2 separate regions of the Homo sapiens genome follow, and region 1 is linked to region 2. A link is a loop called in an ENCODE intact Hi-C map of the cell type or tissue named here. Cell type or tissue: Caco-2. All regions are shown on one strand.

Evidence for each region. Hi-C counts contacts between places; a loop is a spot of excess contacts. Peaks named below come from ENCODE experiments on the same cell type or tissue, not always from the same donor. Only the 100,000 strongest peaks of a DNase experiment are listed, where the experiment ranks them.
Region 1: it touches region 2 in a loop (11-fold over the local background); 11 of 110 quality-filtered maps call a loop at or near these places.

What each region holds. Positions count from the first base shown.
Region 1 is chr10:30,357,086-30,362,085 of GRCh38, forward strand. It overlaps the pseudogene DNM1P17. Among named protein-coding and RNA genes, the nearest start is that of MIR7162, 9.1 kb to the right of the region's middle. RefSeq lists enhancers at 2,591-3,195, 3,079-3,128. In Caco-2, a CTCF peak has its summit at 2,837; a DNase peak (open chromatin) is centred at 3,016.
Region 2 is chr10:30,585,240-30,590,239 of GRCh38, forward strand. LOC105376479 (a long non-coding RNA gene) reads left to right here and starts at 2,447. Exons shown (of 4, transcript XR_930794.4): 1 at 2,447-2,547; 2 at 2,915-3,006; 3 at 3,807-3,962; 4 at 4,366-5,000. In Caco-2, no CTCF peak of the experiment used is centred here; no DNase peak of the experiment used is centred here.

The DNA of each region.
Region 1 (5,000 bases), 230 kb before region 2:
CAGCAGGGCCCGACGGGGTGGCCAGAGTGGCACAGGCATCAGGTCCCAACCTTTTTGCCCACTCTCAGACCAAGGAGTTCATCTTCTTGGAGCTGCTGGACAACCTGTACTCGCGTGGGGACCAGAACACGCTGATGGAGGAGTCGGCAGAGCAGGCATGGCGGTGTGATGAGATGCTGTGCATGCAACACGTGCTGAAGGAGGCGCTCAGCATCATCAGTGACATCAGCACAAACACCGTCAGCATGGTCATGGGGACCCGTGGATGACTCCTGGCTGCAGGTGCAGAGCGTCCCAGCTGGACGCAGGTACCAGGGCTGGCCCCCACAGCCCCAAAGCCCACCAGCCTCCATGACTGAGCCTGGGGGCTCTTGGAACAGACTCCATGCCCAAGCTGGCAGGCATGGGTGCTTTCTGGAACTATCAGAGAGGGCAGAGAGCTCGTGGTTTATGGTGTAGGGGCTGGGAACTTGGAAGGGGTTGTGTGTGGGGCTGGACTCTGAGGCGGCCAGAGACCTATGAACGTCATCTTGGGCACACCTGTCATGCAGTCTGAGTCATGCTGGCAGGGCAGGGCATCCAGCTCCCAGCCTGGGAGTGCAGAGCAGGTGTGATAGTCAGGGTCCCACCTCCTCTATCTGTCGGCAATCCAGTGGTGATCTAGGATAAAACCTTGAGAGTCCCATGCACACAGTCATCCCACAACACACCTCACAGGCCAGGGAGGGACACACAGCCCCCTTCCCTCTCTCCCAGGTACCATCATAGCTGCTAGCATGTGGCTGAAGCCAGGGTCCCTGGCCCCCGCTGAAGCACTACCACCAGCCAGCGGCCTCATGCACCTTGGCCTGTTGCTCTTAGGGGTTGCCTATGCTGTTCAGCCAAGGGGACCACAGTACCTGCTGGCCCAGCTGAGCTCCACCCAGTGAGCCCACCCGCCTTCCCTGCCATGGACTCTCCCTCTTCTGCTTTTCCCAGCAGGAAGCGCCCAGCCTCACCTATGCAACCTGCAGCCCCCCAACCAGCTGAGGCTCCCCTCTTAGACTTATAAGTCTATGGCCAGTGGCATCCAGCTGCCTGCTCTCCCTGCCTCCCCCAGGGTCCCTTCAGAGGGTCCTGGGCTTTCTGACCACCCAGAAGGGCCTCAGGTGCACCCTCCAGCCATCCATCCCTTTTAGCTTCACCACCCTGGTTCAAGCAGTGTTCTTTCTCTATTAGGCCTGGCGGCTGTTGTGTGGGGCTCCCCAAGGTGAGAGGCAGCCCTGGGCCAGTGGGTTGGAAGACAGGGTGACCAGAGAAGAGGGAAGCCCGAGGGGGCTGAGCATTGGTCTGAACTGTGGGTACACTGCCTAGGTGCCGTGGGAGAGGCCAGTGTGTGTAGGGTGTGGAGGGCCACCACAGCCCCCAGGACCTACCTGTGAAGCTCCAGCTCCTCCCTCCATCTTCCTCCCCTTTCCCTTCCAGCCCCTCTCTTCCAGGAACCTTGCCACACCCACACCTGCACCCTCCCTTCCCCGGCCCTCCCACAGCTCCTGCAGCTTGCCCCTGCTCTGTGCTTGCCTCACCAGCTCTCTGCCCACTTTTCTCTCTACCGTTTTCTCTCTGCTTTCTCTCCAACTGCCAGCCAATCGATCGGGTCAGGAAAATCCATCCCATCCTGAGAGCCTCAGGCCCCACTTCGACCTCTAAACAGATCCCTCCTCTTCTCAGAGACCTCCCTTTCCAAGCCTGCCTGGGTGGCTGTTCTGTGACTTGACAGCGGCTCCCCCAGCCCCAAAGCTTCATCTGTGACTTAGTCTGTTGTAGTGGAGAGCTGACATATCCAGCTGTGACTGTTGCTGAAAACTTGTGCCACCTCTGTGGTATGCCCCTGCCCTGTTCTATAAATATCTATAAATAGGCCGGGCGCGGTGGCTCACGCCTGTGATCCTAGCACTTTGGGAGGCCGAGGCATGCAGATCACAAGGTCAGGAGTTTGAGATGAGCCTGGCCAATATGGTGAAACCTCATCTCTACTAAAGTTACAAAAATTAGCCGGGCATGGTGGCAGGTGCTTGTAGTCCCAGCTACTCACAGGCTGAGGCAGGAGAATTGCTTGAACCCGAGAGGCAGAGGTTGCACTGAGCCAAGATCGTGCCACTGCACTCCAGCCTGGGCAACAGAGCGAGACTCCGGCTCAAAAAAAAAAAAAAAAAAAAAGAAAGAAAGAAAAAAGAAAAAATCTGTAAATACTCGTATGCATATATATATTTATAGATAACACACACACACACACACACACACACACACACACACACACCCCCATACCTGGCCAACTGCCTCACCTGTAGTGCTGGGAATCAGTCACTGTGCTGTCCTTGTGGAGTCTTGTGGCCCAACAAGAGAAAGCTGTCCCCTGACATTGCCCCTCCACAGTGCACCACCTCCAGTGAGCCTCGCTGTCCTGCCCGGCCCGTGGCCTGCCAGCCCCCACCATCCTTCCTTTCCCCCACCAAGCATGGGGTTGCTGTGCAGGCAGCTGTGTGGCCTGACAGTCTACCAGTTCTGCTGTCCCTCAGCTGAGAATCAAACCCATTTCTGGATGACAGGGAATGTGTCCTCTGCTGGCTGTGTTCTCTGCGGAGCTCTGGGGAGGGGAAAGTTCAAGCCATTTCTAGGGTGCTATTGGGAGTGGTGAAAAGGCCACACCCTTTGCAAGGGACACTTTTCCTGGAAAGCCCCTGGAGCTTAGCTGGTTCTTACCCTGTGAAGCTGGCTCTGGCCACTAGAGGGCAGGACCATGAACTCAGCCTGGAGGGAGCCTGTGGGGCAGCTGGCACTCTGGAGGGACAGACAGAACAGACCACCAGGTGCAGACAGGAGAGGCAGGCAAGGGGACGGAGAACGGAAGATGCCTGGGGTGGATGGAAGTCAGTGCCCTTGGATGCTGGTACCTGCCTTTCCAGTCACCACTAGATCAGGCTTCTGAGCCTGTTGGCTGTCAGGGCTGGACTCACCCCATAGGCGTCATGGCAGTCCCTGTGAAATCCTCCAGGTGTCACCAGGCAGCATACAGGTAACAGGCCTGGAATGTCCCAACAGCCCAGCTGGACATGCTCAGACACTCTGGGGCTCCTCGTTCAGTGGCACAAACTCCAGGACCCAGTGAGGGAAACAGGAACACACCAGGTCAAGCAGTATGGCTAAATCCATTTATTCCAAAATAAAAAGCAAAATAAACAGGAGTCACATCACCAGGGAGCCACGACCCCATCCCCACCTCCTTCCTCTGTCCTATGCTATCAATAAATAAGTTTCCCAGCCACAAATAATTATTAGAACCTCCTCCCCGTATACCAGCTCCAACCTCTGCTAGGTACAATACAGGGGGTGGCCCTACCCCCTAGAATATACAAAACGTTACACAGATACAATATGTACACTGGGGAAGGGGGGCCACCCCAGCAGCCTATGCCCTCACCTAGTCTACAGTTAGCCCCACTGTCCTGACTCAGCTGTGCCTCTGAATAAGAAGATGGGAGCCCCCCAGAGGGAAAAGTTGCTTCGGTGCGAATAAGAAGGCCATTAGGCCTCCTCCAAACAAACCAACTCCACCAGCCTCTGGCTCGTAAATAACAAACATCATCATCCAGAAATTTAAGGACTCAGCCCTGGTCAAGGTGGCAAAGGATCTGTTCGTCTGCCCCCATTAAACAGGGGTCTTGTCTTGCTACCCTAATGGTAAAGGGGTGACTGGGAAGGGGTGTTAGGGACATGGTGGGGGTGGAGACTCCAGCCCCACTTCTCCAGGCTTTGCTGACAGCGGCCTGCTTTTATTTATTTTTATTTTTGTCCCATGACTTGCTTTTTAATCCCTTAACTTCTTTTTCATAACTTTTTTTATAACTTTTCGCAAAACTTTTTTCTACTTCTTTTCCACAATTTTTTTGCCACAACTTTTCCACAACATTTTTTATCCCATAGCTTTTTCATGCCATAACTTTTTAAATCCCATAACTGTTTTGTAGTTTGTGCTCTTTTAATAAACATACTTGCAGAGTTATATTACAATTTTGTAAAAATAAAAACAGATTATCTCATGCCAAGCCTGCCCAGCATTTGCAGTCTCAGTTCCTTTAATACTGTAGTTTTCAAGACATACAAAAAAAAATTTTAAGGCAAAACCAGCACTTTGCAATAGTTTATTAATTTATTATATTACAGTGGCATCACAGCAGCAGTCAATAATACCAATTAAGGCAAACGTCTTTCAGTATTTCCATTATACATTCTGTTTACAAGAATTCATAAGTTGGTAAAAGTCATTCTAAGAAAACTTGGCAAATAAAGCTTTGGACTGGAATTGGCATTTCTTTCTCTACTCCCCTCCCCCACCTGTTTCTTTCTTTTAAACCACAGTATTCATATTTTAAAATGTTTTAACTAATTTCAAAACATTAAGATAGCAGTTACATTATTTAATAGTTATATTATTTTAAAATGACTCTTTAAGATAAAGTTTTAGAGAAACTATATTATGGATAGGGCTGATTTACATTTTCAAATTTTCTAAAAATCAGCTTTGGTTTTAGAACTGATTTTTTCATTTCTGGAAAACCTATCAGGTTTAATCAAACACTTTAAAAATGATTATCATATATTGCAATCTTTAGGTATTTTGATTCTTTACTTTCCACAGAAATTCAATTTTTTTCAGTTGAACTCACATTTTAAAATTCTATGTTTCTGTTGAACTCTAACTTTCTAATGTTGCCTTCTGAGCAAATTGAAAGCTGCCTTATACTGAATGAGGAAAAGAATACTTGGCTGAATGAAGTATTGCAAAAGACTGCACGCACTTTGAACAAAGACTTAAGTTATTGTCATACGATTTTCATTCTCTTTAGCTTTTTCTTAAATATACGACAAAATGCATACACAGAGTGGTATTTCCATTAATATAGTAAATTCATTTTCCAGACTGACATCCAGCTTAAATATGCCAGTATGTGATTTAATCC
Region 2 (5,000 bases):
TAGTGATGAAGTCTTAGCTTTTAGTGTACCTATCACCTGAATAGTGAACATTGTACCCAATAGGTAATTTTTCAACACTCACCCCCTCCAACCCTCCCACCTTTTGTAGTCTCCAATATCTGTGATTCTATTCTGTGTGTCCATGTGTACCCACTCTTCAGCTCCCACTTATAAATGAAAACATTCCATATTTGACTGTTTCTGAGTGATTTCACTTAGGATAATGGCCTCTAGTTCCATCCATGTTGCTGCAAAAGACATGATTTCATTCTTTTTTATGGCTGAATAGTATTTCATGATGTGTGTATATATTATATATAATTATATAATATATTATATATTAGTATACATGTACATAATATATTATGTAATATATAATAACATTTAATATATTACATTATATAAACAATATATTATATTATATACATAATAATTATATATTATATATTATTATATTACTATAATATATAAATATAATATATAAATATATACTATATGTTATACTATGTATACACTATATATACTATATTATATTAATATATTATATATAATAGTTAAATATTTTATATACAATTATATGTACAATAATATATAATTATTCTATATATAGTATAATGATATATATATCATATTTTCTTTGTCCAATTCTCCATTGCTAAACACTTAGGTTGATTCCATATCTTTGCTATTGTGAATAGAGCTGTGATAAACATATTAGTGCAGATGTTTAGAAGACATTTTTGAATGTCACTGAGTGGGGATGCAGCCAGCATCTAATGGGTAGAGGTCAGGGATGCTGCTAGACATTCTACAAGACACAGAATTATCAGTGCCCTGTGAGAAAGAATTATTCAGCACTAAGGTTGAGACACCTGCCTAGATTCTAGGAAATACAATGTCGTAAGTTAGCCACTGGGAGGGTGCTAAAGCCCTCCAGGGACTAGTACAAGATTGAAGAGACCCTCACTGTTGAAAGCAGAGGGCATGTACTCCATGTCACACATTTTATGTAAGCCTCACAAAGTTTTTGCCTTCAAGAAAATCTAGAATTAGAAGATCCTTATTTATTTCCACAGTCCCTGGGTTCCACCTTCAAAGTATCAAGATTTGCTGATAGCTGATTATTGCCCCATAGACAGAGTTTTCTTTGTGATGCATCTGCTTATAACTTTTTTGGAGATTCAAGAGTTGCATAGGAAGTTTAGGGGCTGACTGCTTTGCCCACTGGGACTGTAATGTAGGATCCCCTTTGCCTTTTTTTTTTCCATCTATAATCAACAGAAATTTATTTGCTCATGGTTCTGTTGGCTGAGAAGTCCAAGACTGAGGGATCAGCATCTGGTGAGGGCTTTCTTGCTGTGTCAGCCAAAGGTCAGGAACCCTGTACAGGGACTGTGTAGACAAGGTGTGAGGCCAGTTTTCCCAAGGAGCTTGTATTGGCTCTATAAGTCAAGTTTGATTCCTTAAAGCAAATTTCACCATTCCAGTCAAAGCCTTGGTAAAATAACCAGTATCTCCAGTTGTGTCCCTTTTGCTGACATGTCAGTGAAGCAGCTATGTTGTCTGTGGTAAATACCTGGGTCCATCATCTTGTGCTAAGAAAATTTAGCACACAGACATACACAGGAGTTTAGGAGCAGAGATTTAATAGGCAAAAGACAGAGAAAGGAAAACAGCTCTCGCTCTAGTGAGAGAGAAGGGACTTCCATGAAGAAAAGACCCCCCCCTTTGTCTTATTCATATAGCAGCCTAGAAAGAATGCTGTTCTGGGACTCAAGAGGAAGTCACTTGGTTTTTCTGGCCTCAGTTTGCTCACCTGTAAGATGGGCTGGTGCAGCGGATGATCCCTAAGATCCTGCCATTGTGCCCTGATTCTGAGACTAGCATTATCAGGGAATCCATACAGCTTCATGCAGCCATTCTCTTGGGATCACAAAGGTTATGTATCTCCTTGTTTCACTTTAAAATTAGAAGATCTTGGAGATCATCAGTATAAAAGTCATACTGGTGTTTTCCTACCCTAAATATAATGCTCCTTACTCAGGAGAAGGGGGGACTGGGGATAACTTGAGGACAGCATTTGGTTCTGGGAATGAAGAGAGCAACAGGCCCCCCAGGGCAGCTCTTGCCTCTTCAGCCGAAGTTTGAGGCAGGTGACTGCCAGACCTCTTTCCCTGCTGGCCTCTTACCTCTCAACTCCAGAGAGGCATGGGGAGTAGGAGTGCCAGAGAAAATACAGGATGCTGGTTAAATTTGAGTTTCAGATTGACAACAATTTTTTTTTTGTATTAGATATCTTAAACATCGCATGGCTTAGTAGAAGCATATCTCAAATACTGCAGATGTATTTGCTAAGCCTGACAACCTTAGCTGGCAGGGGAACGGAAGAGAGCAAATGAGGAAGTGGGATCCCAGCTGGGACTGCCCCAGAGCACTGGGCTTTGGCCTTGGATCCCCTGGCGATCTTCCCCTCTCAGCGACAGGCAGCGAGGAGGAAGATCATTGGCTTCTCTTAGGGCCTGTGGCTGGAGGGAAAGTCAAGTTCAGGTGAGTGGGGAATGCTAGGGGATTTCCCTGGGGATCAGCAGGGAAGGCAGCCACATCCACACTCACTCAGAGCCGGCTGCTTCTAAGCATCAAGGCCTGATGCCGATGGTGCATGAGAGGGGCCCCTAGGGGCAGCCCCTGGGATCCCCCCAATGAAGGGCTGCTCCTGCAAATGAATGAATGGAGTGGGAGGCCACGGAGAACCTTCCAGGGCTGGTTGGCTGGGAAGTCCAAGCTTTTGCAACTGCAAGGGCCCTCAGCCCTGTCACACCCAGTGACCCCATTTGCTTATCAATACAATATTTTTTAAAAAGTCTTTTTACTATTTTGAAATTGCAACCCAAAATTTATTTTTAAATCTATGCAGTGCAACAACTGTGACATAAGGAATCAGTAGAGTCCATTTCTCTCTGTGAGGAATCTTCAGGAACTTAACCACTACAATATGTACTGACATAGGTATGCTGTGTTCATGATTTATATACTTCTGGGGGCATTAACATTATTAATCTGATTTTACAAAATTGTCAACAATTCTTGGCCAAGTTACAAACAACACACACAAAAAGTCTACCCTTGATTGACAACAAAATGTACGAGAAAATGTCATATACTTATAACCATGTTAATAAAAAGGCCTAATTGGGCATGATGGTTCAGACCTGTAATCCCAGTACTTTGGAAGGCTGAAGCAGAAGGATTCCTTGAGGCCAGGAGTTTGAGACCAGCCTGGGCAACATAGCGAGACTGCCATCTCTACATAAAATAAAATAAAACAAAAAATGCCTACATTTGTCTGCAAAATTTGTGTTTGGGCTGAGATCATTACCTGTGGGTTTTTCACCTGTATGAATGTTCAGCTGTATACTTGGAAATCGTCTAGGACATGGGATGATTTTTCACTTTACAGGGCTGACATAAGCAAAGTGGAACATCTGACCATTAAACTTTAGTAGTGTTCCCCCAATTATTATGATATTGGGGGAGTTATTATGATAACCCAACTATTCCTGACAGGGAGGAGGGAAGACAAGGGGCCAAGTGTTTATGGATTGGCTATTCATAGTGGCCAAGCATCACGTATAGCTGTTAACATATTTTTTTTATTCAAGCCTTGCAGCACCTCTAATTGGTGCATATCCTGGTATTCATTTTACAGATGGAGAAAGTGCGGCTCTGAGAGTTAGGTAGTGCTTAAGTGTGCACAGCCTGTACATGGAGAAGTATGAATTCTAATCCAGGTCTGTTTTAATCCACAGTCAGACGTTAACAACGATGTACTAATGGCGAAGGGAAAAAAGCAGCGGTTCCTGGTCAAATCTCCTCTAGAAACTCGAAGAAAGGGAAGGGGCAGGTGGTTTTGTTGGTCTTGTTTTGTTTTGCTTGGCATGGCTTAAGAGCTGCTCCTTCTGGAGGTAAGAATTAGACACTAGACCAGGTGATTTCTTGGGGTCGATTCTAACCCAATGAATTTATGTTTTTGTGAAAAATGTTAACTTTAAGAAATAATTTTCAAAAGTAGACACTTTGGACGGTCAATCACCTTTTTTTTTTTTTTCTGAGCTGCATATTTCTGATGTTTTCGGTGCACAAGTTGCCAGCAGGAATTCATCCCTCTGAACGTCTGTCATTTGGGTTTTGGCTTCTGCGTTTGTCAGATGTCCCAGGTGCCGTCAGGTGCTGGGTTGTGTCAGTGGTGACTGACCTGAGATGTGAGGTCTGCCTTCTTTTTGTTTGGGTATCAGTCCCAACAGCCACTTGGCCTCAGCGCTCTGTCACCAAGTTCTGCACTTGAAGTCTCTCTCTCTTCCCCAACAGGAAGTGGCCTTGGGCGGCCCAAGCGCTGTGTTACTGGGCTGCGGGCCGGTACTTGGGAAGAAGTCCTCCGCAGTTCAGCATCCCAGGATGCATCTAGCAGATTTGCTGCCTCATTTGAGGACTCAGGACACACAGGTCCCTCCACTGCTGTCAGCACAGCTCACCCACACCTGCTACACACCTGTCACTCCTGCAGCACCAACACCCCCCAGAGGAGCCTCCCAGGGGAGAAAATGGAACCACCAACAGGTTCTCCTATGAGAGCGTGGATCCAGAGAATATCCCTGAGCTTATTTCAAATATTAGTTCCAAAGGGCTAGAACTGCAGGGCTTAGAACAATCAATATAAAGATCGTGTTAAAATCTACTGGAAAATATGATTCAAATTGCAAAAGCTGAATTTTCATATTCTGCTTATCAAGAGTGTATTCAGGGAATCATGGGAGAAAATTTTTGCAATCTATCCATCTAACAAAGGTCTAACATCCAGAGTCTACAAGGGACTTAAACAAATTTGTAAGAAAAAAAGATAAGTGGGCAAAGGACATGAACAGACACTTCTCAAAAGAAGACATATATGTGGTCAAAAAACAAGTGAAAAAAACCTCAATATCACTGATCATTAGAGAAATTCA